2 separate regions of the Mus musculus genome follow, and region 2 is linked to region 1. A link is a loop called in an ENCODE intact Hi-C map of the cell type or tissue named here. Cell type or tissue: heart. All regions are shown on one strand. Links, peaks and the distances in the headings refer to the core of each region. The heading gives the core; the rest is flanking DNA.

What was found. A loop is a pair of places that touch in the nucleus more often than their neighbours do. Peaks named below come from ENCODE experiments on the same cell type or tissue, not always from the same donor. Only the 100,000 strongest peaks of a DNase experiment are listed, where the experiment ranks them.
Region 2: it touches region 1 in a loop (2.1-fold over the local background); 2 of 42 quality-filtered maps call a loop at or near these places.

What each region holds. Positions count from the first base shown.
Region 1 is chr3:36,546,648-36,558,475 of GRCm38, forward strand. It overlaps Exosc9 (exosome component 9), which reads left to right and starts at 5,959. Exons shown (of 12, transcript NM_019393.2): 1 at 5,959-6,104; 2 at 6,388-6,482; 3 at 7,159-7,278; 4 at 7,393-7,495; 5 at 7,991-8,128; 6 at 8,835-8,917; 7 at 10,216-10,348. The coding sequence starts at 6,039. In heart, for the core only: no CTCF peak of the experiment used is centred there; DNase peaks (open chromatin) are centred at 4,984, 5,464 and 5,944; H3K4me3 peaks cover 1,646 bases; H3K27ac peaks cover 1,022 bases.
Region 2 is chr3:36,470,876-36,482,703 of GRCm38, forward strand. It overlaps Anxa5 (annexin A5), which reads right to left and starts at 5,012. Exons shown (of 13, transcript NM_009673.2): 1 at 4,698-5,012; 2 at 4,555-4,585. The coding sequence starts at 4,557. 1810062G17Rik (RIKEN cDNA 1810062G17 gene) reads left to right here and starts at 5,062. Exons shown (of 3, transcript NM_028183.1): 1 at 5,062-5,364; 2 at 8,609-8,692; 3 at 10,901-11,424. The coding sequence starts at 5,260. The coding sequence ends at 11,101. Mir7009 (microRNA 7009) reads right to left here and starts at 4,649; the gene lies at 4,586-4,649. In heart, for the core only: a CTCF peak has its summit at 5,077; DNase peaks (open chromatin) are centred at 4,336, 4,956 and 5,536; H3K4me3 peaks cover 2,528 bases; H3K27ac peaks cover 3,143 bases.

The DNA of each region.
Region 1 (11,828 bases), core at 1,875-9,874:
GCCCATGGCGTATTATCACAGTGGTCTAAACTAAGACATCACTATAACAAATTACCAGAAATTCAAGGGTTCAGAGCAACATAACAGTTTAGAACTCTGTTGATCGGAGATCTAAAAGGTATTCATAAGGCAACCTTCTGTTTAGAAACCATTTTCATTTCCAAAGCTGAATGGACAGTGCCTGCTTTCTTTTTGGATCTCAGCTCCTATCACAACCATGGCCTAGTCTCTTTCCTTTTCCTGCCTTCCGCTATTAAAGACTCTTGTAACTACAAGAGGCTTGCTCACAGATAATCCAGGATAGTTCATGAACCTCAAAATTTCAATTAATCACAGCTACAAAACATTTGTTACATTAACTGACACATTCACCATCTCCTTCGATAAGGATATGATCTTTAAAAAGGCCATTAGATTGCCTACCTTGCAACTCTCTCGACATTTATGTGCATTGCTGCCAGCTAACCCCATGTCTTAGTCACTGTTCTATTGCTGTGAAGAGATACTATGACCAAGACAACTCTTATAAAACAAAGCATTTAATCGGGGGCTTCCTTACACTTTCAGAGGCTTAGTTCATTGTTATCATGGTAGGGAGCATGGCAGTGTGCTGGTAGGAGCAGTAGCTAAGAGCTTTACAGCCTGATCTGTAGGCAGACACGCACAGAGAGAGCTAAAGAGAGAGAGAGAGAGAGACAGACAGACAGACAGACAGACAGAAAGAGACAGAGATACTGGATCTATTGCTGGCATGTGGAACCTCAAAGTCCACCCCCAGTGACACACTTCCTCCAACAAGGCCACACCTACTCCAACAAGGCCATGCCTCCTAATCTTTTCACACTCCTCACTCCTTCAAAATCTTTTCACTCCCTGGTTGGCTAAGAACTCAAATATATGAACCTAATTGAGGCCATTCTTATACAAACCACCACACTCAACAATAAAAATTTAAAGTATGGGGCTGGAGAGATGACTCAGTGGTTAAGAACACTGATTGCTCTTCCAGAGGTCCCAAGTTCAATCCCCAGCAACCACATGGTGGCTCACAACCATCTGTAATGGGATCCAATGCCATCATCTGCTGTATCTGAAGACAGCTACAGTGTACTCACATACATGAAATAAATAGAAAAATGTTTAAAAACAAAGTATGATCCTATTTGAAGAAATTTAATGGTTGACATTAAATTAAACATTAAAGTTCAATAACTGCAACAGTTAATAAAAATAATCTTCTCTGGGAATAGTGGCTCATGTCTATAATCCCAGTATATGGGAGACTGAGGCAGGGGGATTATCATGAGTTTATAGCTATCCTGGGCTACTCATACCCTGGATGACAGCGAGCTTTGGGTTAGCCTGAGCTATGATGAAACTATGTCTCAAAACAAAACAAACTAAAACAAAACAAAACAAAACAATTTTTTCCTACTACCAAGTTGCCTTGCAGGAAAGAATAGATTATGTCTATAAAAGTCTGTTTTATTTCAGAAAGAAAGAAAAATCACATGGGCTGGGACAAGGGCTCAATGAGTAAAGTGTCTGCAGTGGAAGTCAGAGGATCCAATTTGGATTCCCAGAAGCCATATTATGCAGAACTGCGTGTGTCTGCAATGTCAGATCATATGGCGAGATGGGAGGCAGAAATTAGAGAAGGCCTAAAAGCTCTTGGATCAGCTAGCCTGGGATACATACCGAGGGACAAATAACAAGAGCACATTTCAAACAAATCAGAAGGCAGGCATGGCATGAGTGGTTGTCCTCTGACCTCCCCATGTGCTATGGCATGCACTTTCACACACATTCACACAAAAATTAAAAAAGAGAGAAATTACTGAGTGCTTGCTGTGAGAGGCCGAATATTCAAATGACTAGCTTACCCAATAGTGTATGAAACTGTTCTACAAACACGAATCTGTCATCAAAGAGCTCAAAGAGACTGTATCCCCCAGCCTGTTGGCTATCTCGAAACCTAATGAACTAATGTGTGGACACAATTCCTGTCCGCTGGCCACATGAGCCGATCTTGCCTTGATCTTTGCAAACTCGTTCTGTTTGAAACACCTTTTAAAGGTCACCACTTTCTAGAATCCTACGAAACAGTCAAGTACTCAGACAGCGCCAATCAGTGTGTGAAACTGTTAATTTGCTTAGGATTTTGTCTTTTTTTTTTAAGATTTATTTATTCATTATATGTAAGTACACTGTAGCTGTCTTCAGACACACCAGAAGAGGGCGTCAGATCTCATTACGGATGGTTGTGAGCCACCATGTGGTTGCTGGGATTTGAAGAGCAGTTGGGTACTCTTACCCACTGAGCCATCTCACCAGCCCGGATTTTGTCTTTTGAAGAGAGACTCTAAATTCTCTGAACTGAGGGAATTGTCTACTCCCTATTCTAGCAGAGATTTCTTTTCTTCTCTTTCTTGTTTTTCTTTTAGGACAGGGCTGTACTCTGCAGTGTTGGATGGCCTGGAATTCAATACATAGACTAGACTGGCTTTGAACTCACAAAGATTCACTGGCCTCTGGGTTCCTGGTACTGGGATTAAAGTCTTGTGCCACCCCCACCCCCACTCGTTCTTAAAACAATAAAAACGCAAGTATTTACTAAATAATACATTCTGGAAGTTTTACAAATGGAGACTACAATGTATCACTGATAGGAATAAAAGGAGGGGGGGGCTATGAGGGTCAACCTGGGCACAGCCTACAACTTCTAAAGCAAAAGGAAACATGGTAACATGCAAGCCTTTTCGTGGTATTTCCTCTTCCACCACGCATTGCTTTAGCTTTCTGCACGTATCACTTCTCCAGCTCTTGACTTTTTTAGCGTTTCTTATTGCTGTGATGAAATACCCATGACCAAAAAGCAAGTTGGAGAAGAAAGGGTTTATCCAATTTATACTTTCATATTGCTGTCCATTACCAAAGGAAGTCAGAATAGGAATTCAAACAGGGCAGAAACCTGGAAGTAGGAGATGATGCAGACACCATGGAGGGGGGGTGTTTCCTGGCTTACTTCCCACGGCTTGCTCAGTTTGCTCTCTTAGAGAACCCAGGACCGTCAGTTTAGGGATGACCCCACTCACTCCATTAATAACTAATTTAAGAAAATGCCCTACAGCTGGATGTTATGGAGATGTCTTCTCAATTGAGGTTCTCTCCTTCCAGATAGCTCTAGTTTGTGTGTCAAGTTGACACGACACTAGCCAGCACGCTAAAGAACTTGTCCAGAATCTCAGAAACAGTCAAAGGCAAAGGCTAATTCCAGCTCAAACAATTTAGAGTTCCTGCTTTTAATTACTTTATATTGTAACTCCCCCCAAGTGAGTGTTAATTCTCACAGCATCACCAGAGTTTCTGTGCAATAGACGAGGGGGGCTGCTTCTTCCTGGGGCACAGACAGATGCTGAATGCTCTTAGGCACTTTGGAACTCTGAAAGGCACTATTAGGGTTATTAGTGTTCTTATAGTAAGTGTTCCTTCTAATTAAAAAAAAAAAGTTATTAAAGACAGTGGGGTTGGGCAACATGACTCCTTATTCAGCAGCTGTTGGTTTCTTCCTGCTGCCTGAGTAAAAGAACTATCAGTCAGCTGTATTTCTACCCAGCCCAGCCTTCTTGACCACCCACTGACACTGAGAACACAACATACTGACTATAGCTGGTTGTCAGTCTTCTGGACTCAGCCATAGCTTTTAGGAACAGTTTGGGTCAGATTTTTTGGTATCGCGAGCCTTAGTAAACTCCATGTTAGGACATCTTAAACTTTCCCCATTCTTGCCTTCTTTTCACCTGAGAAACTTTTCTGTACCCCTAAGTATGCAAGTATGTAAAGTAGGCATGCAAATAAAACATACAACAAACTTTGAGGAAACTTATTTATTTAGGTTCTTTTGAGAGAGGGTTTCACTGTGTAGCCCTGGCTGTCCTGAAACTCAGTGTGTAGACCTTTGTGGCCTCAAACTCAGAGATCTGCCTGCCTCTGCCTCCCAAGTGCTGAGATTAGAGAGTGCCACCACCACCTGACTATTGTTCTTATCTTTTTTTAATTTTTAAATTTTTTTTTTATTTTTCGAGACAGGGTTTTTCTGTATAGCCCTGGCTGTCCTGGAACTCACTCTGTAGACCAGGCTGGCCTCAAACTCAGAAATCTGCCTGCCTCTGCCTCCCAAGTGCTGGGATTAAAGGTGTGTGCCACCATGCCCAGCTTGTTCTCATCTTTTAACAAAAACAAGAAAATCAGCAAACAAATAAACTAATTTTCAATGATAAGGATAAAAGGAGATTTGCATACTACTAAGATGGAGGTACTTGTGTATGAGTGCATGTCTCTGTGTTTATGCATGTGTGCACCGTATCCTCAGAGGCCAGAAGAGTGATTAGGATCCCACGATGCTGTAGTTATAGTTGTGCATCACCCCATGTGACTGCTGTGTTTGGTAACTCAGATCCTCTGGAAGACCAACAGTTCTTAACTCTAAGGCACGTCTCCAGCCCATAAACCAAACATTTTAACACAGTAGAATTCAAAGGTATACTGATTTAGTACACGCTGAAGAATAATGGTAGAAAAACATTAACTTCTTTGTTTTCCATAATTAAACCATTATATTTACGAGAGGAAAAAAAATCCAGAAAAATAGAAGATGTATGCTCAGGATCACCTAGTGAGATGCTTGGAAGGCACTACCCTGTGCTGTCTTCTCTGGATTTGAAGCATCTGATTCAAGGAAACTTTTCTCTTTCTGTTCTGTGAACTGAGGGGGCAACGGGAAAAGCAGCTGGGGCAGCTGAGAGCGGTGATGCATACGCAGCTGTGCAGTCTGGCGGCCACGCTGAGACAATGGCAAGGCCGGGCAGCTGGACAGCCGAGGAAGCAGCAGCTGAATAGTTCAAAAGCAGCCGGGACTGGAAGAAAGGCAGCACAGAAAAGGGACAGCTGGAGAGAACAGAGAGCAAGACCAGAAACTACAGTCCTGACAACTGGAACGTTTCAGAGTTGTTAAATCTTTGGGGCCAAGGTCTCAGACCCTGGGCCAAGAGCTGTAGCATTCATTGTTGCTGCAAATCCCAAAAACTAGGTCAACCTGGAAGCTGCTAGCTAGCCATAGCCAAGAGCTGGGGGAAATCCCTATTTCCTAAACCCATGCAAGAGCTGTTACAACTTTGCAGGGTCAGGTGGATCTCTGTTAGTTCCAGTGATACACAGTGAGACTCTGTAATTAAAATAAAAAAACAATAATAAAAAAGGAGAAACAGAAGATTTGGGCACTAAAGGATCACCTACTGCTGCCTCACTCGTTGCGCAAGCTGTCAAATACCAGCTCTTGATGTGGGTGAATCAGGACACCGGCCAGCAGATGGAGGACACATGTCTGTCTGTAAAAATAAGCCTGTCGGTTTAAAATGAGATATAAGCAGTAAACGAGGTTCCAGTCAGTGACGTTACACTTCACTTGTTTTCCCGTCCTCAGGTCCCATGTGAACCACCTTTAGTCGGCTACATCCTCCCCATCCGCCCCAAGCCCTTACAAGGATTCTCCACCGATTCGCACCACCCTTCCATCTTTCTCTGACAAAAGTCAGCATCCTCAGTAGACTGTCTCTGTGGTGAAGTGCCAGGGAATCCCAATACTTAGGTCAGCCTGGAAGATGGTAGACATCCAGACCCAAGAGCTGGGGAAATCTTTGTTTCCTACCCCCAAAGCAAGAACTGTTACGACTTGTAGGGATAAGTAAGTCTCTGTTGAGTTCAGTCAGAGACAGAGTGAGATTCTGTCTCAATAAAAAACTAGGAACAGGACTGCACTGCAGATGCTAATCTCCACTGCGATGCCGGGCAGGACCAACCCGGGAAATCTTCGTTGATTTGCTACACTGCCTGTACCGGCCCCAGCGGCCCCCGATCTCTAGCCACGCCCACACCACGCCCCCGAGCCTGCGCCTGGATGACGTCGGTTTTCCGCGCCGGGAAGAAGCCGGTGTGCGGACTTGTCTCGGTGCCGTTCATCCTTTGCGTGGCCCGCCACTATGAAGGAGACGCCGCTTTCCAACTGTGAGCGCCGCTTCCTGCTCCGCGCAATTGAGGAGAAGAAGGTGCGAGGCCTGCGGTGTGAACACCGTGGCTTTGGGTGTAGACTCGGGTTGTCCGTGGATACATTGTCAGTTCGGCCTGTTGTGTGGTCGTGGTGTGGACTCGGGGGCTGCCCAGTGTGGACTCTCCCCATTCCCCAAGCCTCAGGGCAGTATTTGACCCTGACCAGTTCCTTTGAACCTTAAGCCAGCAGTATTCAGTGGCAGGGACGTTGGGAACCAGGACCACACAGACACAGTTGCCACTCATAAATATGTTAAAGCAGTAAATGGTGTTTGCTTACAGCGCCTGGACGGCAGACAGACCTATGATTACAGGAACATCAGGATCTCATTCGGAACGGATTATGGATGCTGTATTGTGGAACTGGGAAAAACAAGGTAACAGGATTCAAGTTAGATAATGCAACAGGAGGTGTGAAAATCACAACATACTGACTCGGTTGTTTACTGAGCAGCTCCGAATTCCAAACGTGCTATTCTTATTCTTATTCTTATTATTATCATTATTCTGATGAGAAATATGTTTCTTTAATGCCAGCCTTTTTTAGTTTTGTGCGCAGTTTAACTTTCAACCATTAGTGCTTTCTGTTATATGAGTATCATAGTTCCGTATGACCATTATAAATCATGTAGACAGCTAACATTGATCACACAGGTTATCTGCATGTCTCATTTTCTAGTGTGAGGAGTGTATCGATCATGTCATCAGTAAGCCTCAGTTTCCCTTTTATTCTCAAATGATGTAAGAAATAAGAGATTTCCTTTCTGTCATCCTTTTGTGTATACCAATATTTTTTATTTCTGCGTGAAATCTACTTACCCTTAAAAAAAAAAACCTTTATTATTGTGTATGTGCATTATTGTGTGTGTGTAGGCAGGTTGCTGGGTCCAGTTTACCACATTCTATATGTAATTTCTGCCTCTTATGTCACATTGTGTTGTTTAGGTTTTTGTTGTTGTTGTTGTTATTTTAGATTTCGTCACCCTTTTTTTTTTTTTTTTAATTGAAAAGAAAGTACGTTTAGTTGACTGCTTTGCACCTTTATTTTTGCAGAGTCCTTGGACAGGTTTCCTGTGAACTTGTTTCTCCGAAACTCAATAGGGCAACGGAAGGTATCCTCTTTTTTAACCTTGAGCTTTCTCAGATGGCTGCTCCAGCTTTTGAGCCTGGCAGGTATCTCACTCTTTGTTAAGTTACTTTAGCCATGGAAGAACTTACCCTCAGTGAGATATTGTTTTCCTGCTCACAGTCGAAGTTTATCACATTAGTTCGTTCTTCTTTCCATAGGCAGTCAGATCTCTTGGTGAAGCTGAATCGACTCTTAGAAAGGTGTCTACGAAATTCAAAGTGTATAGACACTGAATCTCTCTGTGTTGTCGCTGGTGAAAAGGTGAGAAATATGTTCAAAATATCTTAACAATGAATACTGTTGATTCAGACACAATTAAAACAGACGTAGGAACCTGGAGACCTTGCAGAGGTTTGGGTTCGGTTGCCAGCACTCACATGGCGGTTCACAACCTCTGTAACTGTAGTTCCAGAAGCTTTAACACAGTTTTGGGGACACCAGGCATGAGTGTGGTACATGCATACATGCAAGCAAATGTGCATACATGGAAAATAAATGTGTTTTTTAAAAAACATAAGTTTCAAATGTTAGAATGCTTCCATTCAGTTACATATTCTTAGTCTTTCAAATGAATCCCATAGATAAGTTAACTATTAGTATTTCAAGTGTTTTGTTTTAAAGTTAACTGCATTTTTCCTGGATAAACTGGAAGGATTAGCCGTATACGTTAAAAAAAAAAAAAGTGCAGTATTTCTTTACCAGTGGCCATTGGTCATGCTCAGTTGGGATTTATTTTTATATTAAATTCACTTTCAGGTTTGGCAGATCCGTGTAGACCTACATTTATTAAATCATGATGGGAATATTATTGATGCTGCTAGCATTGCTGCAATTGTAGCCTTGTGTCACTTCCGAAGACCTGATGTCTCTGTCCAAGGAGAGGAAGTAACACTGGTAAGCTTCCAGGGCTCCGATCAGAATTGTTCCTGTGAGCAAATCCTTCGTGTGCTGACAGGAGACATGGCAGATAGCATTTAGGGTTCTTCTAGTTTTTATTCACAAGACAGAAACTGCAAATGGTCAGAAATGCCCTAGAAGTTTCATGTTCTCTCACAGAATTGCCTGTCAATAATAACATGACCCAGCTTGGTCTCCTGTAATAGAACTGTGGCTCTTTCTTTGGATTGACTACTAGAGGAAAGGGTTGGTCTCTGAGTAGGTCAGCATGAGAGGCCTGTAGTACCTGAAATGGACTGAGGCTTGCTGGATTTTCATGTTTCTGCAGGCCCTTTGTTCATGAGGACTGCCTGGAGGCTTGTTAACAGCACTCCTAGGCTCTGCTTAGGGAGGAGGATAGAGGCAGGACCACAGTACTTACATGGCTAACTCAGAGTGCCCAGATGGGCATCAAGAACTCCTAGGTAGCACTGCACATATACCTTCCTAAAAAGGCCACTGGACTGAAGCTCTGGGAGAGAAGATTAGACATGAGATCGATGTTTTATCATCATAAAAATTAAGTAGGAACACAGTTGTCAGAGTCACATAGGTAACTATAAAAGACATTGTTTAGATACTCACTGTTAAGAATTTCATATCTTAGTGTTTTGTATTTTTCTCATTTGCTAACTTTAAGACTTTGGCCTTTCTTCTGAAACAGTATACCCCTGAAGAGCGTGATCCCGTGCCATTGAGCATCCACCATATGCCCATTTGTGTCAGTTTTGCTTTCTTTCAGCAAGGGTAAGTGTTACCTTGCCATGGGTTGAAATGTGAGTATACCTAGCAATTGGATGGGTCCTGTAGCTCAGCTCTATATATCTGAGTAGTTGACTATGAACTTCTGATCCTTCAGCCTTCACTTCCCAAGTGCTGGGGTTACAGACATGTGCCACTGTGCCTGGTTATATAGTGCTGAAGAATGGAGTCTGGGCTTTGTGTATGATGTGTAACACTCTGCCAGCTGAGCTATGCCAGCTCCAAGCTAAGAACTTTATTGCTCTGTTCAGATACGCATAAACCTGCTGCCCTTAATACTAGACCACCTACTGGTTTCTTCCTGTCTTTGTAAAGGTTTTCTTAATAGAACTGGCAAATTCAGCTGTTATGAATGTACCTCCATCGTTTCTCTGCTCACAGCATACTTAGAGTGTAAGACTTTCATGTGGCATGGTAGCATCTACCCTTCCCTAGCTAGAGAAAGGCCTTGAGGATATGTGAGCTCAATTGAGATTGTGCATGGGGTAAGGGTTACTCTGGACTAATAGAACATTGGCAGTGTGAGGCATGTTATGGGCAGTAGTTTGAGGAGCCCATTGGAAGGGGAAATAGTTGGCAAACCTGAAAAATTGCTTCCTTCAACTGTCTAGCCTTGTCTTCACAATTCCTGTTAAACGCTCACAGTATGAGCTGGAGAGGCTTATACATCCATGTAATGTGCTTCTAAGTGAAACACGGTTCTTGGATCTTCAGGAAAGGAGAGACTCCCATGCATAAGAACTAGAGAAAAGATTTCAGCTGTTAGGCACTGAACCACGGTAGGTGGTTCTCTATTGGGAAAAGGACACTGCAGAGGCAGGCAGACTCTAGAACTTAGAGGGCAGGACCCCAGGGCCACTTTAAAATGAACCAAACTAGTGTTATCTAAGTCTTTATCTGAACTTAATGTGACTTCATTGTAATGGCCAGAGAGACATAGATTTCATGTAACTGAAGTTACTGAGTTGAAGTGGCTCAAATCCTTCAGTATTGACTTTGAATGCTAACTAAAAAATAAGGCATGGGGCTGGAGAGATGGCTCAGTGGTTAAGAACACTGACTTCTATCCCGAAGGTCCTGAGTTCAAATCCCAGCAACCATATGGTGGCTCACAACCATCTGTAATGAGATCTGACACCCTCTTATGGAGTGTTTGAAGGCAGCTGCTACATTGTACTTTTATATAATACATACATCTTTAAAAAAAAAAAAAGACAAACCCATTCTCCTAGAAACAGAACTCAGCTTCATATATGTTGAGGACCATTTAACATTTGTTTCAGAACATACTTATTGGTGGACCCCAATGAACGTGAAGAACGAGTAATGGATGGCTTGCTGGTGATTGCCATGAATAAGCATCGAGAAATTTGTACTATTCAGTCTAGTGGTGGGATAATGCTGCTTAAAGACCAGGTGAGTGCTTTGACTCCTTTCCCTGTAAGACCTCTCTTTTTAGAACTTTTATTGTTATTTTGTTTTTTAAAATTATCTTTTTAAAGTACATTTTATTTATTTATTCATTTTTTAAAATTCACTTTATGTCCTGATCACAGCCCCTTCCCTTCTCTCCTCCCAGTCTTACCCCCACAAATCCCTCCTCCCATTGCTTCCTCACTTTCTCCCTAGGGAAGGGGAGCCCCTGTTGGGTACCTCCCTACCCTGTGGGTGTACTAGCAGGACTAGGCACATCCTCTCCCGCTGAGACAAAACCAGGCAGTCCAAGTCAGGGCAGCACACCCAGTGGCAGAGAACAGACCGAGACAGCACCCATGCCACTTGTTAGGGGAACCACAGGAACAACAAGCTGCACATCTGCTACAGATGTGTAGGGCTTAGGTCCAGCTCCTGTATGTTCCTTGGTATCTTAGGGTCTTACTACTGTGAGCAGACACAGTGACCAAGGCAAGTCTTATAAAGGACAACATTTAACTGGGGCTGGCTTACAGATTTAGATATTCAGTCCATTATCATCAAGGTGGGAACATGGCAGCATCTGGGCAGGCAAGGTACAGGAGGAGCTGAGAGTTCTACATCTTCATCTGAAGCGTGCTAGTGGAAAACTGACTTCCAGGGAGCTAAAATGAGGGTCTTAAGCCCATGCCCACAGGGACACACCTTCTCCAGCAAGGCCACACCTCCTGATAGTGCCACTCTCTGGGCCTAGCATATACAAACCATCACATTCCACTCCCTGGCTCCTATAGGCTTGTTCAAACACATGTCTGTGGGGGCAATATCTGGCCATAACATAATAAAAATGGTACATTTAATCCAACTTCCAAAGTCCCCATAGTCTATAGCAGTCTCAACAATGTTAAAAGTCCAAAGTTCAAAGTCTCTTCTGAGATTCATCCAATCACTCAACTATAATCCCCAAAGCAAGACAGGAAAGCAGCTGGGCAAACTACAAACTCTGCATCTCGGCTGATATCAAAACAGGCTTCAGATCTCAACTCCATTTTCATCTTTTATTGACTGCAACAAATTCCTTTTCCTGGAATGGTTCCACTCCATTAGCAGCTTTCCTTGGCAGATACCCTAAGGCTCTGGCATCTTGAAAATCCGTGGGGTCTCCAAGGCAACTTCAATGTTACCTTGGAGTAATGTTCTTGTCTCAATGTCTATGATCTACACGTGATCTTCTGGGCTCCTCCAAATGGGCTGGTGTCACTTTTCCAGCTCTGCCCTCTGTAGCTTTCTAAGCTCAGGTTGATCCACTCCACTGCCATTGCTATTCTTGGTGATCATCCCATGGTACTGGCATCTCCAGTACACTGTGGTCTTCTGCTGCAACTACACTTCACCAGTAGTCTCTCATTGGCTCTGTTCATGGTGCCAGGCCTCAAATCCTTTGCATGATCCCTTCAGTCCTGGGCCATCAACTGCAACTGAG
Region 2 (11,828 bases), core at 1,986-9,985, 76 kb before region 1:
AGTACCTAGTTTAATTCTGTGGTGGTGGTAAGGCACTCCCTGGGACTATTGGAACACGTTCCCAAGTGATCCAGTTTCCCTTCCAACTGCAACAAGGCTATCTCTCTTTTACAGCCCCCAGGAATGCAGCCACCATGCTAGCTCCATAATACTCTGTCTTAAACACAAATCTGGTCCAGGCATACTCACCTTTAATGGCCCAAGAAGGGCTCTCCACCACCTAGAGAACAATTCCTATCACTGGGGTCTGGCTCTGCCTCTCTCCCTGGTATCCCTTTCCCAGACAGGGCACCTTTCACCTCCCTTACTATGGTCACTCTGGCAGTGCTACTAAAGTTCCATCCTGCCGAATTCTCCGACATGCCCTAAGCATTTGCATTTGTTCCCACTGTGCCTACTTCCGATGCCTCCCCTCCTTTATCCTACACAAATAGTGCCAGCAAAGCCACCTCAAAAAAGAGTAATACCTATTTCCAAAATGTATCTCAAGTACTAGATAATGCATTTGAAAAGTTTGGCAAAGTACCCATCCTAGCAACAACTCTTAGTCACAGCTCCAATTATGCTATCCAGTCTCACAAGACCTAGGAGACAATACCTGGATGGAGCGGGAAAGCAAATATCCAAATGGTCTGAATGCACACACAAAGGGAAAGTAAAGGCAAGGGAAGCAAGAGTCCCAAGAAATGAAGCCAACTGCAGTATGCGTTCCTTCCAACCAGTGGCTTACATGTTTGCATACTGTGTGAGCTAGTAACAGAAAGAAAGGATGAATCAAAAACACTTTTAAAGCAAAGACTTTAGGAACAACACTTCTAACTCAACTAATACACTTGTGCAATTTTGGAATAGTAGACAGTTATGCAACTAAAGTGTGTTTCAGAAATGGATCTACGATTAGAAATATATTTACTGTTTTGCACTCTGAAGTCATTAACAGAAGAAAGTCACAATCCACATATCTCTAGGTCACTTAAACACCAGAAGAGGTCTTCCAAGGAGCTCAGGTAAACGATAAGGAAACCAGGCCTTGCTGATGCCAGTGAAGGGTTCGGTGGCTTGCAGAGCAGCCAAGTTGCTTTCTCAGAAAACAAAGGAAGCCAGAGTCAAGGGGATTGGGGTCTGTGCCACACTGAGCCGGGGCATCAGGCCATGGGCCACAGGCAACCTTGACCCAGAGATAACCAACCTGAGATGGAAGTCAATGTCCACAGATTCCTTTGTAATGAGCTCAGAGAAAATGAACGTGTTTACTCTGATCCTGCCAGCTCTGCAAGGGGCCTTGGTAAATTACTGCTATGAGTCCACAATTCTAAACCAACTCCCAAATCTTCCAACCAACTCTTAAACAGTTTAAATACACATCACAGAGGTAACTGGTACTCTTGGAGTTTCTACTGAACATTTATACAGCCCAGTTTTTGTGTTCATGACATTCCTACTCTAGTGAACATATTAACTCTTTAAGAACAGCAAAACCAGCTGAGTAGTGATGGTGCACACCCTTCACCCCAGCATTTGGGAGGCAGAAGCAGGTGGATCTCTATGAGTCTGAGGCCAGCCTGGTCAGGACAGCCAAGGCTACACAGAGAAACCCTCTCGAAAAGCAACTACCCCCAAAAGAAAAAAAAAAAAAAAAGAACAACAAAACTAGTAAAATTAAATTCAGATCGCCCAAAATTAAATTCTTAAAATTTGATTACCTGAAAATGAAATCTTTGAACAGAATTAAAATTTATGAAATGGTTCATTTGTCTATGAGATACAGACAACTTTTTTTCAAGACATGGTTTCTCTGTGGTGTATCCCTGGCTGTCCTGGAACTTGCTCAGTAGACCAGGCTGGCCTCAAATTCACAGAAATCCACCTGCCCCTACCTCCTGAGTGCTGGGATTAAAGGAGTATACCACTACCTAGCTCAACCAATTCTTTCTATTTAAATTCTTAGCAAGATGGTCATACTCATATTCTGCCTAAACACCTGCCTCTGTGTTTTTGTACTTTTATAAATGGTGCAGTCCCAACATAAGTAAAAGTAAATTATTAATATAGGTACATAGTCAAAGTTCATAAATATGAAGAATTGTTGTAGTGGAAAACTATTTCAATAAGCAAGAGACATTAATATTTAAACAATGCATTTTTAGTTGCTGAAGCACACACCTCTGAGGTAGAAATCTAATACCATCCTCTCCAGATGTCATGGAATGCAAGTCTCTGGTTCCTATCCTTTGGGTCAACAAAAGTTCTTCCAACAAAAGAAACTCTGTGAAACCTAACATAAAGCTCCAGTTTTCCTAGACGACATCAGAATCCAGAGGACAGCAGAATGCAGCTATAGACAGACATGGGGGTGCACACCAGTAAGCCCAGCACTTGGGAAGTCAAGGCAGGAGGGTCAAAGTTCAAAGTCATCCTCAGCTACATATTGAGTTCAAGGCCAGGCTGAACTCTTTGAGATCTGGTCCTCAAAACCACTAGGGAGAGGGAGGGACAGCACTTATAAAATGTGGGTGGGCATACTGTATCACCAAATGCAAGATACAAAACACTACCCTAATCTGAGATATTTTAAGGAAGTGGTTTACTTATGTGCTTTCCAAAGATTACTGACAAAGCCACTGAAAAGCTCAGCGTGCTACAGTGTTTCCAATACTACCTATAAAGAGTGGATATAGTGAAAAATAGTTGATTGAGAAGCTGCAAGCTGGCTGCGGTGGCACGGTTGCGGTGGCACGGTTGTCATTTCCGGGCTTGGGAGGCTGAGGCAAGGGGGTCTCACAGAAAGAGGAAGCCTACCCTTCCAAACCAACCTGGGCTGCACATCAGGACCTTGTCAAAACCAAAACACTGGAGACATCCCTGGGAAATTTACAAGCTATTTAAGAGTAAGCCAAATAGGCAAGGATGGAGGGGTTGTTCTATGAGGCTTGATAATCACCATGTCTATCACCACACCAACATATGAAAATAAACTCCTCAGAGGAGTAAAGCTAATCCCACAAAAAAAAAAAAAAAATGCACTTTATTGCTGAAGAACCTAAATCCAAGGTCCCCTTGAGGTAATATGAGCAAACTATCTATTCATGTGCAAACCCAGAGAATGGCAACACTGTACACTGTATAAACTCAATAGCGTTACCAAATCATCTTAATCCCTCCACAGCCTCTTGGGAAGAGTCATGAAATCTTATCCAATGGTACTAAAGCAAGCAAGCTAGTTAACTGGTGAGAAAGGGAAGGAGGGAGGGAAGGAGGGAAGGAGGGAGGAAGGAAAGGAGGGAAGGAGGGAGGGAGGGGGGGAGGGAGGGAGGGAAGAAGGGGGAGAAGGAGAGAAGGAGGGAGGGAAGGGAGGGAAGGAAGGAAGAAGGGGGAAGGGGAGAGAGGGAGGAAGGGAGGGAGGGAGGGAGGGAGGGAGGGAGGGAGGGAGGGAGGGAGAGGAAGAGAGAGATCGAGTGTGTGAGTGTGTGTGTGTGTGTGTGTGTGTGTGTGTGTGTGTGTGTGTTTTCAGGCACACTGAGTAGGCTGAAACACTTATTTAAAAGATTGTCCAGACTCTGAACAGGTCAGTCACATTGGCAAGATTAAATTAGTTTCATTCAGGATGAAAGCTTTGTTGTTTTGTTTGTTGAGGCCGCCTGTTAAAGCCAAGGCCCTTGATGACCAAAGATGATCTTTCACTCCTGATCCTCCTGCCTCTACCTCCCAAGATGTGGGATTCCAGGTATAACCACTTTGCCTCAGGGCGGAATATTTTAGGTATGATAACTTCTTCACATGACCAGCTTTGAAAAATTACTACATACGCTGGGCGGTGGTGGTGAAGGCTTTTAGTTCTAGCCCTCAGCAGAGGCAGTCTGTGAGTTCGAGGCCAGCCAAGGCAACACAGAGGAACCCTAGCTTGGAAAACAAAACAAAACAAAACAAAAATCAACTTTTCTTTGCTACAGTCTTGAAAAATACTAAGAGATCTCCTAAAACAATGACAACAACAAAAACCTATTCGGAAGTCAACTTCTGAAAGAATCCCAAGGCAAATTCAATTCAGAACTCGTTTTGCCAGTTCATTACTTTGGAAACCCAGCTTTTTGGTTCACTGCCTTTAGCAGAAAAAGAGAAAGAAAAGGCACAGTCGGTTCCTGTTAAATAAGTTGCGCCTTGCGCTGGAAAAAGCTCCCCTGAAGCACCATGGAGATTGCCCACGCACACCCAGTATTCAAACACAGGAAACTGCGGGAAAAATAAAAAAATAGGGGAAGCCAAAGGGCGTTCTCCTCACATGACCAAGAGAACTGTTCCTGCTCCGGATCTAATTTTGGCAACTCTGGATTTGGGGCGGCCTGATTCACATGCACCGGGGAGAAACACCGGCTGGTTCCGGACACTCCGGGGCGAGGGAGAAAACAGGAGAGCGCACACGGAGGGGGACACCCAAGAGGTCACAGAGAGGACACAGAGCGGGACACAGATGGGAAAGGCGAAAACCAAGAGACTGCGAAGGCAGCTGCCTTCAGAGAGGGTCCCGATCGCCCTGGTCGCGGTCACACGGCTTACCATGATGCTGTCGGTCAGGAGTGGACTGGAGCTGCAGGGAGAGGGGAAAAGAGAGACAGGGTCACTGGAGCTCTGGTCCCCTGACCCCAAAAGGGCCCTGAGCCCTTGGTGGAGGAGTCGCTCCCGGGACTACGGCCACTTACCAGGCAGTAGAGCGCAGGCTGCGGGTGAGAGCAGGACCGATGCACACGCCAAAGGACAAGGCAGTACTCTTCACAACTCCGTGCAACGGAAACGCCCTGGGCAGCCCAGCCTAGCCCGACCTGGCCCCGCCACGCCACGCCCCTGCCAAGATCACACACCCACCAGGGTCCCGCCCCCAGAGACGCTGCACTATAAGCCCCGCCTTGTCCCAGGCAGCTGCCACATCCCTGGATACGGTACTTTCCTCAGACAAGGCCACCCCCCTACCATGGCCACCTCCCTAATTAGGTCCCAGCCCGGGCCGCGCCCCCATCAGGACACGCCCTGCCACGTCCTAGCCTCTATGCTCCTGCGCCTGCGTGGGGCTTTTCGCTCACTCTTCGCTACGCTGGAGGCGCTGCAGGCCCAGGGGTCTGGGTGTGTCTAGAGAGTTAGGGACTGTCACAGCGGCACCTCACAGCGTCTTGCACCGCACTCTAAGCATGGGACAGTGAGGACCTTTTCCAGACTGCTTTCCAAGTGTTTCGTGCTAGTGTTTGCCTCTGGATGTCCGTGTAGCTGATGGGCAGCTCTTTTAAGAGCTGTACCTGGCAGTGTCAAAGCCTCAGAGCGGAAATGGTTTCACTTCCAAACTCAGCCTGTAACTTCAAAGACCCCAGGTGCAAGGTGACTAAGATGGAGCTTCCCCGCCCCCCCCCCGCCCGCCCCCAGGCCTAAAGACGCTGCAAAAGGATCGCGGATGTTCTAGAAGGATCAAAATCAGGTTTTTGAGCAAGAAGAAGCTAACCGAGGGTGGGGGTTGGGGGAGCCTTGCCACATGCTGAGTCTGGCCCTGATAGGTAGACTGATGGTTTTCTGGAAAAGCAGACAAAACTGCCGCTGAGGAGGGGAAGCCTGCCATTTTCCCTTGTGTACCCTTGTCCTATTGCTTTTCCTGTTCATGCGCCCCCTTCTCTGGGGACCTAGCCGCTCCCACAGCCTTAGACATTCCAGCACCTCTCCCAGGGAATTGTAATTTCTAGACTACTTTGGTTTTTGTTTTGTTTTGTTTTGTTTGCCTACACTAAGGGATCCTCTCACTTGACCCTTCAAGTACGGTTATGACTTCGATGCAACCATTTCCCTGCCTCCTCGCCCCCGCATTCCTTTAAGGCCCACCTATCTCTCAGTCGCTCACACTTATCTACTTTCTTTCTACTAGCATCTCCTTCAGTCTTTGACCTAAGTATTTTTTTTTCTTACATCTACTCAACTCCGTGTCCTCCTTCTCTGGAGTTAAGACCGCAGAAGCCTGTTTAACAGTGCTGTGGAAAACTGCCTTACGGCTGGCAGTGACTAGTGATCCGCCCTGCAGCCAAGGAGTAACATAAATTATTAGACCCAGACCTTTGATCTTCCCCAGCAAATGTTGCCTTTACATCCTATTACAATTAGCTTATTCACCTGGACCCCAGTCTGGAGGAGCAAGCTGACTTTCCGTGTTGAAAGGCAGAGCTCATGCATGAGAGGGCAGAGGAACACTATTTCCCAAGAAGGCTTTTCAGAAGCCTTTCCTACTAGAGGGAAGGAAGCCTGACTGAATGCTATTGAGTGTTCTGAGCACCTAGGAGACATTCATAAAATGGCCTACCTTAATATTCTAAATATAGCGTAGCACTGAGGAGAGGGCACACTGTGAAAGAAAGCACGAGATGCTGTAACTTGGTTTCTTACAAGCAATAGAATTTTATTTCTCAGCTGTTTGGAAGCTGGAAAATTCAAGATCAAGGCTCTGCACATTCAGGGTCTGGTGAGGGTCGGCTTCCTCAGAGAACCTCATCTCACTGAAGCATCACATGGCACAAGATGCTCACTGGCCTCTGAAGCCTCCTTTATCAGGGCATTACTCCCAATCACAAAGTGGAATGTCCATAATTTAACGCTTCTTAAAAGCAATCCTATGATCTTGGAAGCTGGGTTTTCAGCATATCAGTCTGGGAGTGATTCACCAGATGACATCTTCAGAACGGTGTCTGGAGCCACTATGCTAACAGCCTGTGGATGTGTTGTCCAAGAACTTAAAAGCAGAGACTCTGGAGATTCATAACATTAGATGCCCTTCCATTATTTTTATTCAAAACATTTGTATTTAACAAAAAATAAAAAAGCTAATCAACTTCCCAACAGGAGACTAGACTGTGGATCTTGGATAAATAATTACAATATGTCATAGGACTCTTTCAGAAAGAATGCTTTGGTCTTTAAAGGGCTAGCCAGGCCTAAGGGTGTAGGCCTATTGATGTAGCTGCTTAGGAATCTAAGTCAGGGAAATGAAAAAGTCAAAGTCAGTCTGGTCTACAGAGGGAGTTCAAAGCCAGCCTGGGGAACTTAGTGGGATTCTGACTTAAAATCCAAAGTAAAGTTAGGAAGGGGATGTAGCTCTGGGGTCCAGTGCTTTCCTACTGTGCACACGACCCTGGATTTGGTCCACAGTGCTGCAATAAACAAACAAACAAATAAATAAGCAATGAGAGGATCTTCAAAATACACTTAGGAAAGGACAGATATCCTGTGTCTCATTTGCTGCTGGACCTTGAGCCCCTCCCACAGTACAGGCCTTTGAGGAGTTCACACTAGTGTGGCTGTGAACAAAATGACCTAATGGCTCACAGCTTTAGGGACTCTGCTCCATGGTTGCTTGGCCCACACTCCTGGACAGACTATCATGTCGGCAGGAGTATGTGGTGAAAGAACTTCTTCGCCTCATGATGGACAGGGCAGAATGGGGAAGGAGACCAGATGTAATCTTCAAATTTCTATAATCTCCCCAAAATGGCACCACCAGCTGAGAACTATTAAACATAGAAGCCTATGGGAGACATTTCATATTTAAAGCATATGAATACATCAGAGCATGAATGCAGTGTAAAATGGGTTTATTGCCTTTCAACAAAGGTTACAACTTACCACAAATTCCTAGTATTCAGAATTATTAAGTGATATCAAAATAAACTTTGAGAGAACTTTCCTAGACGAATGGATGTATTCTCAGACAGTGTCTGAATCTGTAGAAGGCCATTCGTGATTAAAACTGTGTCTTATGATCATATTAGTATGCAACCTTGGATGGTGATTTGATTTTTCCCTTGTTTGGGGTATTGGCTGGAATTACAGGAGCTGCCTTCTTCAATTCTTGAAATAACAGAATGATTGACTTCAATTCCTCGTGCCTCTTTCTCCTTCCAAAAACTGTGGCCACCGAACCCAGCCCTCATTTCTCATGCTGATGATTCAATCCCTACCCATCCCACTCAAAAATGAAAATACATCTCTCTAAATCCATTCACAGCTCCGGAGCTGTGAGCCTAGCTACCGGCTACCAACACACCATCGCCCCACACACTCCACCTCATTCCAGCCTCCAGTCCTGCTAACATTTGCATCTTTCACTCTGTTCATTCATCCATGAATGTATTTTATGCCTTGCCTTTGACACTGAGAGCACAGGGGGTGGGAGGAAAGGTACACCGAATCTGTCTAGCTAGCACGCAGCCTGGCAGGTTAAGCAAGCTACTGGGTAGTGAGGGAATCAGTCAGGGAAAGCTCCGCATGGCAGTAGGAAGGTCTATGTGTCAGCTTAGCTGGGCTACAGGGTACCCAGATGTCTGGCTAGATGTCGCCTCTATGTTATGTCTATGAAGGCATTTCTGAAATAGCCTAGCATTGGATTGGTAAACTCTGTAAAACAGACACCTCCCTGGTAGGCCTAACCCCCTTTGCTAAGGGCTTAAATAGAACAAAAGGCCAGGAGGAACTGGTTCGTTTCTGCCATACTGCTGGATGGTAGTCTTCCTCCCATTGTGCTTCAGGTTCAGGCTTTCAGACTGGAATTAGGATTTACTCATGATTCTCCTCTGTGCTCTCCCACCAGCCTCCCGACCTCCTGCATACGCATGGCAGATGGTACAACCCTTTGCTTCTCCAGCCACATGAGCAATTTCTTATCAGTCTCTGTGTATGTATGTGACGTATGTATTTCATTGGTCTTGTTTTTCAAAGTTTTACAAAAGGGGGAACGATTTCATATACTAGTTAATTTGGGGTGGGGGGAAGGGTGTTCCATTCACAATAAGCAATTCTCCAACTCCTCAGATACTAATTGTATAAACTCCAATTGAATTTTGACTCTACCTGGGGAAAAGATCTACCTGATAGACTATGGGTTTAGTCCCATAAGACTATCTTCATTTCAGACACCCATTGTGAGTCCTGGGTTGAAAAAGAAAAAAATAGATTTAAAAGGAAAAAAAAAAGGAGATTTACTTTATGGACATAAGCATGTTGATTCCATGTATCATGTATATATACCATGTGCATGTCGGGTGCCAAAGGAGGTTAGAAGAGGATGTCAGATCCCCCAGGAACTAGAGTTACAGATGGTTGGGTCACCTTATGGGTGCTGGGAATCAAGCCAGATCCTCCGCAGAAGCAGCGAGTGCTGAGCCAATTTCCTAGCCCCCCTCATCCAACAATTTTGAACAATGGCTATATATCAGGTTTCCTACAGCCTCTTCCTCAGGTTTCATATAAAATTGAATGGTGAGTCACAAGACTCAGTAAGAGATTTACGTCTACTTATCAATTCATTATAAAAGCTATTATAAAACCTATTACAAAAGATACAGTGGAAAGGAGATATGGGGCAGGCACTGAGACCTCAGCCCCACCCTGCTTGTGTGCTGGCAGCCTATAACAAGGAGTGAGGCTGCAGGGGCAGCCATTCTGGTGTTTCCACTAGAGAGACATACCGTACATGTATGAGCAAGATGTGTGTGTTGCACCATCCACTGAAAGAGAAGCCTTTAGAGTCAGCATTTAGGGTGGGCAGTTAGAGGCTTAACCTTGCCCTGCTGCTCCTGGTGCCTCAAGGAGACACCATGAAGGACTCACCACCACCACCACCACCACCACCACCACCACCACCACCACCACCACCACCTCAAGGAGCCCCTCAGCTTATCTCAGCACTTTGATTGCACCACAGGGAAAGCCCTAAGTGTCATACAATCCAGCAAGCCTGTTCCGGATTCCTGACCTACAGTCATAGTAAGATCCTGTGGCCTTGAGGGTAAGCTATTACAAAGGCATAATTAATGTTCAAACAGTCTGTGTTGGAGGTCAACATGACTGAAATTCCAGGGCCACCTTCCAAGGTCATGATATTCATGGATTTTAAATAATGTCTGTGACCTATCTTTATTTTCCCCACTTCTTCACTTTCAGATACGGTTTAAAGTATTGTGATGAAGAACAGTTCCAATAGGTTACCTGGGGAACAGCTTGAATGGGTTATACAGGGAACAGAGGATTATCTGGGGGTAGTTTGAATGGGCTACATAGGAACAGCCTCAGTGAGCTATCTGGGGAACAGCTTGAGTGGGTTATCTGGGGATAGCTTGAGCCGGTTGTCTGATCAGTGTCTGATAGAATGACATGCAAAGAACAGTTCCAAATTTCTTTCACGGCTTACATGGCTTTAAAGACTCTGGAAAGGAAACAGACAGTCTCTTCATCTGAGCTCCCACCTTTCTAGAAAACCCATGTGAATCCTACAAAGTCCCTAGGAAACCAATCAAGAAATCTGAGTCGCATTTTTATAATCTGTCAAGGCCCTGGTTTTGATCTTCTGCACTGGAAGAAGGTAGGTGAGTAGGTGAATACTATGTAGTTCATTCTTACTCAGTAGGAAAAAAGAAAAAAAAAACAAAACAGAGAAACAAAGGAAGGAAGAAAAAAACTGTTGAACAAGAGGAATGAGACTTAGGAAGGACTAATCTATTGTTTCCATCTAGATGAAGTTTAGTAATAAGTCAGAAGGGCTGCTTATTTTAGGGGAGGAATTTATTAGTTGACTAAAAGCACAAGAGAGAACAGTTTCTAAAGTGATGCGAGGTTTGTGGATTTAAATATAGTCACAAAAAAAAGAATGTTTTCAGCATTTACTAGTAAATAAACATAAGGTTCCTATTTCAATATATGTGTATAGATGATGTAAAATTGCATGCAATTCCAATATAAAAATGTGCTTTTAAAATGTAGGTTTCAGAACACCCAAGTAAAGCAAAGCCCGTGTTTCCAAGGACTTTCAGAATCTGCCCTTGAGAAGGGGAAGCCCCTGGCGCCTCAGCTGGGATACAATCTTTTCTCCTCACTTTTCTCCCAGCAAAGAAAAAACGTAGGCTGCAGAAGAAAGGGCCCTCCAGGGTATAAAAGGCCCAGCACTCGGTGTGTTGTGGGGCGCGTTTGCTGGCCACAAATGACTCATCGTCCAGGAATCCCAAGAGGCCACCCGAGGAGGACTTCAGCTCAGAAGGGAAATGAAGAGGGAAAACATGCTAACAAAGCCTTCCCAGTTTTAGTCTGAGGCTTCTCTAGGGACGCCTGTGCTGCAGCTGTAACAGACAAGGATGGCCATGTTAGCAAGAGAGGAGCCCTGTGGAGCCGGTGAAAGCCAATGCGGTGTCCTAGTTCAAGGAGGCTGCAAGCCAGCTGGCTCACAGGTCACGAGCCTGCCTTGAGGCATTCCTAATCAAGGTAAAGGCCTCTCTGTGGTCCCCTGGGTCTGTCCAGGGCACGCCTTATCATTGTATTTTATGTCCAGAAAGTAAAACTACAGAATCCATTGCTATGCTCATTTGTATATAACATATTCACAATTATGAATCTAATAAAAAGCAACATACAGCATTGTTTGGCATGTCTAAGTTTGATATAGCTATTATTATACATGCTTTTAAACAGTTTTTGTACTCTACATTATGTTTCAACATATGAATGAAGGCAATGTGGGCACAGATGCACATGATTAAAAAAATGAATATATCTGACGTCATAAAGATTCTAAGTTCTGAATGTCAAACCAGTCTATAACTCAAGCTAAAGAACATAAGCTGCAAGATGTTATTTCTTTTCAACATCTAGTATGTTGAAAAATACTAAACTAAAATAGTTATATTTAACTGTTTATTAGCACGTGTTTGTGTATATGATGGGGGACTACAGGCTCTGGCTGTCACGTAGAGGTTTCAGAGGAACTTCGGGGAGTCAGTTCATCCCACTTCTACATGGGTTTAGGGATGGAACTCAGGCTG